Linked DNA regions of Homo sapiens: all the other regions are linked to region 2. Evidence: chromatin loops called from intact Hi-C (ENCODE). Cell type or tissue: sigmoid colon. All regions are shown on one strand. Region 1 has its middle 2.7 kb from the start of IGF2BP1. Region 2 has its middle 3.4 kb from the start of HOXB8. Region 3 has its middle 5.1 kb from the start of PRAC1.

Region 1 (2,500 bases), 380 kb after region 2:
TTTTCTTTCCTTTTTGTCTTTCCTTTTTTTAACTTGGCTTATTTCTCCAAGAAAAATATTCTTTTATTTTCATCTTTAAAAAAGTTGGTTTATTCTCTCAAACTTTTTTTTTCCTCTCTGCATGTATTTGTATATTCACATTGGAGGAAAATGGATTATTATCCTATCTTTAAAATGGAGTCAAATGTCAGTGTTTCTGAATTCAGATAATTAAATTCCATAACTAGACCAAACTGTTCTCCAGGAAAAAATAAAGAAGAGGAGGAAGAGGAGGAGAACAAGAAGAGGAAGAGGTATAACAGTATTAATATTACTATGTAGAATATACAATATATATTATATACGATATGTATTATAAAGGATAATTATTAAAGAAAAAACCATTTAATCCTGTAGCTATATTTTTAACTCTTACACAAGTGTAACTCTGCACTAAAGATTTATCTGTCCCAAAGAAGCAATGTAGAAAAAAAATTGAAAATAAATACAATATTTGATAGTAATCTTTAATGTTAACAAAAACAAAGAAAAGAAAGATGAAAAGTTATGGTACCTCAAGTCTGCCCATTTTTATCCCTAACCTAGGAATGTCAGTCTAGATAAGAAATAACCCTTAATGTGAGTGCTGGGCTCATTCAAAAGGGAGAGATGAAACACCAATCAATGTGATTTAGTTCCCCCAACCCCAGCCTAAAATAGCCAGGTCACTAAGGCAAAACTGATTTGGGGGCTAAAAAGATCTGTATCTCACCCCTGTTGTCTCCTCTCTTGTATTCTTGCAGCCTTTGCAGCTTCTGACTATACACACATAAGCCTTTTTTTGGGGGGTGGAGAGGATTAGAATTCAGTAAAACAGCTGATTTTTTAAAAAGAACTAATCAGTTTCAATTTAGCAATTATTGGTAATTTTTAATTAAATATTTAAAAGGATTTAAAAATAGCAGATTGTTCAAGTGAAATTTATATATTCTCTTCTAACGTTATCTTAAATACATTAAAACTGATTTCAGCTAACATTTAGTTAGTATATTTTTACATGGAAAAAAATCAACCTGAAAGTGAACTGAATTCACTGATTATTTTTAAAAATGTTGTTTCCCATTGACTCTAGGATAGTAAAAAGTGGACTGCATTTTATAGGAGTTTAGAGGTCTGGATGGAGATTTTTATGGGGTGTAACTTGCTTTTGTTTTAGGCATACAGAGGCAGAGTAGTGGATATGTCCCCCAGGGAGACAATCTGAGAAGTGCTTTTATTAGCACCTAAAGATTCAAATTAAATGAAAGAAACAGCACTTAAAGTTTCTGGGAACTGGGATGATCTGCCTAGTTGCCCTCCTCCTTGTTCCCCAATATAACAGAAAAGATTTAAGGAGATTGGGGCTCCTCTTTAGGAAAAGGCCAAGAAATACAACAGCCTTTTTGAGACCATCTTTTAGCCCTTTCAAAAGTCTACACACATCACCAAGAAAAGTTCCCGGGCAACAGAGCCACACGTTCTGGCCAAGATAATTTTTTCCCCCCTGGACTCTAATTTTCATCAATTCTCTTTGCTGTGCTGTTTGTATTAGCTTGTTTTTCATTTAAAAAAATGTTTATTGAGTGCCTACTATGTGGCATGCCTGTTTCCTACTCATTGGTTTGTTTAAAAATAATGCTTGTGACCAACAGCTAAGTATTAAGAGTCAGATAAGGGGGGAGGGTCGGAGGTGTGTGTGTGGGGGTGAGACACAGATGTCTCCCACCTTCTTGGACAGAAAATATTCTCTTTCTACTCAACAACAAATAGCTCCTAGTACTTTAATTCTTGTTGTTCCATGGGAAAAAAAAATCACAAAAACAAAAATCCGACAAACACGTGGCTGGGTAGAACAAAACGCTCATTGGGGAGGGTGGGCTCTAAGGTGGTGGAGGATATAGAGAAACCGAGTTGGAAGCCCTCCCCCGCCCCTAAGTCCCAGCCCCATTTCTTTTCAGCGCGCCGGGAAAACGGGGAGGGGGACAAAGGTGCTGCGTGCTGTCTTTCAACTCCCGACTTTTTGAATGGCATACAATCGTCCGGCCGCAGAGCGGTGAGCCAAAGTCGGAGTCAGCTCAGACTCTGCAAACGAAAAATAATAACAATAAAAAAAATTCAAGGCATTCATATCGGTGTAGTCAACACGTGTTGCGGAGTCGGCCCGGGCCGCAGGCGACTGAGACAATGGGGTCGGGGACTGGGGAAGGGGAGTGACCCCCTTCCTCACCTGCCCTCCCAGCACGCGTGCCCCCGCTAGAATTATCCTCCCTCCCACAGAGTCCGGAGTAACACCCCAGTTTTCGCCCTGTTCAAGGGGATTCCAGAATTTCTGGGGGTCGACCCCTCCTTTTTCCCCGTTCCCTGGGCGAGGGGGTTCCAGGGTCTCCGGGCCGCGCTCTCGGCCACCCCTGGCGCCATCCCAGCCTCCGCCGCTAGAAACTCGTTGGCCTCGCTCGCCGCTCCGCCGTGGAGCCGGGGCTTG
Region 2 (2,500 bases):
AAATCATCTCTACACCGTGCCAGAAATTCCTGATGGAAGGAAAATGTTTCTGTTATAGGAAAAAAAAAAAAAAAAAACGAAAGAGCGAGGAGACAATTTATAAACACCCAGCGGAGCGCAGATTTATTAGAGAAACTCAAGTTGAGGAGAAACTCCGCTTACCTCCTTGCACTAAGTCCTGGTGGGGGAGAGGAGAGGCTGCAGCTGGGGTGATTTTGAGGGGGTGGGAGTATCTATTGCTGGCGCAGGTTTGTCGGATGGAAGGCAGGGATCCGGCGGGGCCGGGAGGACACAGGAGATTTGGAATGCAAGGGGCTGTGAACAACCAGGGTGCGGGTCTCAGAACGAAAGTGCCCGGAGTCCAGACCTCCAGCTGCTCAATGAGGAAAGGACCGGCGCCCCCAGGTTTGCCTGCGGCCAGGGCCAAGGCGCACTGAAGCCGCACCTCTCACCTGGAAGCCCAGGAACCCAGGGAGAACAGAGCTCCTGCGTCCTGACGCCGCGCCCGCCTTCGCGCCCATGGGAAAACGCGCATTCTTTGGGAGCGCGCAAAGCATCCAGAGACCACATCCGAGCCTTCCCGCACCCTGCTGCCCTGGGGAGCCCCTGCCCCGTGCCTAGGTCGCCCTGCGCGAGCCCAGCCCAGCCCTGGACTCATACAAAGGCTCCAGAGCTTGCGCCCGTGCGAAGCCGCCCTGCCGGCTTTGGGCATCTCCGAATCCCCACAAAAGCTATGGCTCCATTCCCCCACACACACAAACTGGGGGGTCTCGGGCTGGCTTACGTGATTTTCTCTCCAGCCGATGGGCAGCTTCCTCTCCATCCTACCTTCTTTTGCCGGCTAGCCCCTCTCACCTGACCTGCTGACCCGCATCCAGGGACATTCCTTTCGCCTCCTTTCACGGAAAATCTCGTTGTTTCGAATCAATTCTCCTTTTGGATTTGGACCCATTATTCCTATTATTACTATTATTCCCCGTTTTCACGCATTTGTTGCCCCACCGAACACAGCAACTGGGTGAGAATCACTGAGCCCTCCTCTTGGGGAAAATTCAGAAAATTGACCATTTGAGGAGATGGGGGAACACTACTATAACTGAAATCTATAAAATGGGGGTAAGGCCATAACGAGCCCTATTTTTTTTATTAGGTACAAATTATTCATGACTTTTGGTAGCACTCAGTTCCTGGATTCAGGGCCGACCAAGGCGCGGTGCCGGGAGCAGACATCCGCAGCTGCCGCTCCAGGGAGTTTCACATGGAGCAAGGGTGCCATCTAGCGGCTGCTCTGCGAAAAGGCGCCGCAGCCACCGGCTCCACCAGTTTTCTGGGAGAGCAGCCGCAGAGGTGGCCAGCAGGAGAAACTTTCATAACTAGCAGTAAAAGGGGAGGGATAGGGAGTGGGCATCGGAATCAGGAAACGGTTCATGAAATTGTGTAGATAAGCTAAAAAATAGAAAAAAAACACAACAGAGGGGAGGAAAAAAAAGAAGCCCTAAGCTTTTTTCTTTCTACGTACACCTCCCACCCCTGCCCCTAATTTCTAGCGGAGACCGCAAAGCAGTGCGCCCTTTATGGCCTGTAAAAAGGGGGACCGAGCAGTTTTCAAACTCCACGCGATTGTTTCAAATTCTGAGGAGAAACAGTTGGGCTTTTTGTCGGGGGAGAGGAGGCCTGAGAGGATAGGATGAGACTGTAAAAGAATCAAGAGGCTGCCCGCGCCCAGACGTCTGGCCCCGCCGGACCTGAGTGTGTGTGTGTGTGTGTGTGTGTGTGTGTGTGTGTGTGTGTGTGTGCGCGCGCGCGCAGGAGGCTCCTCGTTTCCGACGCCTGATTCTGGAGGGGGTGTGAAGAACAAAGACAAGAGCCCCAGTTGCAATTTCTGAAGCATTTGCGACAACAAAGTGTTCTTTCCCGGCTTCTCTCTTCTCCCTCTCTGCCCCCTGCCACCCCCCGCCCCGGAAGCCCGGAGCCCCGTGTTCTGTGCGGGTGAGGGTGAAGGCTGCCGGAGCGGGGCCCACCCATTCCCCCGCCAGGCCGGGAGCCCCGGCCCAGCTGCGGCTCTCTCAGCTCCGGAAAGTTTCCCCTCGCTGTTTGCTTTGCTGCTGTTTAGTTTCTTAACCTTCAGAAATTTATACGCTATAAACTTTTATAGCGGTCATATTATTTTATTGCTGCGCACACGGCATTGAATTCCTCTCCCGGCTTCTCTCTGCCTCGCACTCTGGCGGTGTCCCTCTCTGAATCTCTCTTTTATGACAACTGATTTCCCCATCTCCGGCTTCCGAGCCTCCGCATCTTCGCCTTTGTTTGTCTTTAAAGAAGCAGCCCTGGGCTGGGGACCCAGACGCTGCAGGCAGAGGCCCCTCCAAGCGCCCTCGCCCCTACCACGCAGCACTCCCCTCTGTTCCAGCCTCGCTGAGCGTTTGCTTTAGGCAGAAACCGACCTTCTGTCTTTGCTGTCAGCACCGGCTGGGCCTGGGTAGCCCAGGATGGGGCA
Region 3 (2,500 bases), 99 kb after region 2:
TCCCACCCCTTCTTTGCTTCCTCCACCTATTTCCTGCATTGCTCTTTTTCTTTGTAAACAGGCACAGGCTTTCAGGGGGTGGGAGAGCAGTGTTAAAATTTTAAAAGTAAAACACACAAATCTTGAATGTTTAGTTTAATGAATTTTTACACATGTATACAGGCACATAACCACCACCTTGATCAAAACACGGAACATTTTGAGCACCTTAAAAGGCCCCCTTTTATTTCCTTCTAACAATGGGGACTTTTTTTTTTTTTTAAGACACAGTGTCTGCTGGGCCTCATGGCTCATGCCTGTAATCCTAGCACTTTGGGAGGCCGAGGCAGGGGGATCACTTGAGCCCAGGAGTTCGAGACCAGCCTGGGAAATATGGCAAAACCCCATCTCTACCAAAAATACAAAAAATTAGCTGGGCTTGGTGGTGCACACCTGTAGTCTCAGCTACCTGGGAGGCTGAGGTGGGAGGGGGAGGATCACTTGAGCCTGGGAGGTTGAGGCTGCAGAGAACAGTGATCACACCACTGCACTCCAGCCTGGGCAACAGAGCAAGACCCTGTCTCAAAAGAGAGAGAGAGAGAGAGAAGCTCATTGCAGCCTCGAACTCCCGGGCTTAAGCAATCCTGCCACTTCAGCCTCCTGAGTAGCTAGGACTACAGGTATGCACCACATCTGGCTATTTCAGAAGGGGGAATTTTTAACCTAGAATTTTTGAAGCATTCTATTTCAGGGGATACTACTCTCATGTCTCTAACAAACATACTCAGTGGCATAACAATTTCACTCTTAGGAATTATTTTTAAAAGTAAACATGGAAACAAAAAATCGAAATGATTTTTAGATAAATAAATGCAATCATTAAAATCAAGCTTTTGAAGAATATTTAATAACACTGGGAAATGTTCATAATCTAACATTAAATAAAAGGCAAGACAAAAAAATTCTTGCAGAATCTCAGTTTTGAAATTGTACATATGTGCAAGGAAAAATAACTGAAGAAAATATAACAAAAGAGTAGCTTGGTAAACTTTGGGTGGTAGTATATGGGGTGAATTTTATTTCCTTCTTTATAATTATTTTTATATTTTGAAATTCTTAATAATAAGAATGTGTTACTTTTCTAATCAAGAAAAAAATTTCTTCTTTTCATTTGTTTGTTTTCTAGAGACAGGGTCTTGCTCTGTTGACCAAGCTGGAGTACTTTTCTAATCAGGAAAAGAAATTCTTCATTTTATTTATTTATTTTCTAGAGACAGGGTCTTGCTCTGTTGACCAAGCTGGAGTAGACTAGGCTGGAGTGCAATGGCAGGATCAAGGCTCACTGCAGCCTGAAACTCCCTGGCGATCTTCCTACCTCTGCCTCCGGAGTAGCTGGGACTACAGGCAAGTGCCACCATGCCTGGCTAATTAAAAAAAAAAAATTGTAGAGACGGAATCTGGCTATATTGCCCACGGTGGTTTTGAACTCCTGGCCACAAGCAATCCTCCCATCTTGTCCTCCCAAAGTGTTGAGATTATAGGTCAGCTGCGGTGTCCAGCTGAAACTCCTCTTTTTAAATATGGGTACAGCCTAAAAGACTAACTTTAGGGAAATCGTTTTCTAAATTATGACAACTTCTTTCATTGCATATTATGCAATCTAAAAATAGCACTTAGAAGACTGCAATAACTTGAGGAATTGCTTAGGACACAGAAAATGTACAGTATGTTTTCAAACCAAATTAGGTTGTGTATAACTAGGTTGAGGGGAAGGGGAACAAAAAGTAACTATTAACAGTGGTTAAAAATTATAAAACATACACGTTGAAACAATTTTTTTAATTTAAAAGGGGCTGTTTATAAAAAAGTTTTAAAAGTAGCTCTGTGTTTTAAGACCCGTGTTCTACTTGCTGCGATCGGGATAGTTTTTTTTTCCACTTTGAGGCTCTTTTTTTTTTTTTTTAAGGGGCAGGAACATCATTTTGCATCAGGCCCTGTAAAAAAAAAAAGGGGGGGGGGGTGGGTAGGAACCAGGATGTTGGGGAAAATTATTTCAATGTGTTGAGTCTGAAGCTTTTTGGAAAGCAATGTAGATGTGATCTCGTTTGCTCTGAATCGAATTCCACAGAAACCGCTGTGCCGAATACTGCAAATCCTTAACTTTCATAAACGCCGGCACCGAACTCAACGCAAAACTACCCAAGTGCCAAAGACCATTTCTGGGAAGCTCATTCCATGAGACCTTCGCATTTTTCCAAATCAAAGGCTTCCCTTCGGATCTAATTATTTCTCCTCTACAGGGCTGCGGGAGGGGGAGGGGATGTGAGACTAGGGCAACAGATTAAGATTGAAAGTCCTTTCTCGCAGCTTCATTTTCGCCCCCACACTGTCCCAAATGCTTAGAACCCTCCTCGTCAGAATGGGAACGGTGCCCCCGCTTGTCCTAAAAGACACAGACCAGGTCCGTGAACTTGACCCAGGCGCCCACGCCTCTTTTCCCCGAAGGTCAGACAAAGGCAGA

The links. A loop is a pair of places that touch in the nucleus more often than their neighbours do. Peaks named below come from ENCODE experiments on the same cell type or tissue, not always from the same donor. Only the 100,000 strongest peaks of a DNase experiment are listed, where the experiment ranks them.
Region 1: a loop joins it to region 2, with 3 times the contacts of the local background. A loop is called at or near these places in 6 of 110 quality-filtered maps.
Region 3: it touches region 2 in a loop (3.0-fold over the local background); 4 of 110 quality-filtered maps call a loop at or near these places.

What each region holds. Positions count from the first base shown.
Region 1 is chr17:48,993,483-48,995,982 of GRCh38, forward strand. No RefSeq gene overlaps it. Among named protein-coding and RNA genes, the nearest start is that of IGF2BP1, 2.7 kb to the right of the region's middle. In sigmoid colon, no CTCF peak of the experiment used is centred here; no DNase peak of the experiment used is centred here; H3K27me3 peaks cover 2,500 bases.
Region 2 is chr17:48,617,475-48,619,974 of GRCh38, forward strand. No RefSeq gene overlaps it. Among named protein-coding and RNA genes, the nearest start is that of HOXB8, 3.4 kb to the left of the region's middle. RefSeq lists an enhancer at 36-559. In sigmoid colon, CTCF peaks have their summits at 1,290 (motif pointing left) and 1,491; DNase peaks (open chromatin) are centred at 422 and 1,257; H3K27ac peaks cover 598 bases; H3K27me3 peaks cover 2,500 bases.
Region 3 is chr17:48,716,214-48,718,713 of GRCh38, forward strand. It overlaps a transcript of PRAC2 not described here. Among named protein-coding and RNA genes, the nearest start is that of PRAC1, 5.1 kb to the right of the region's middle. In sigmoid colon, no CTCF peak of the experiment used is centred here; no DNase peak of the experiment used is centred here; H3K4me3 peaks cover 313 bases; H3K27ac peaks cover 647 bases; H3K27me3 peaks cover 2,500 bases.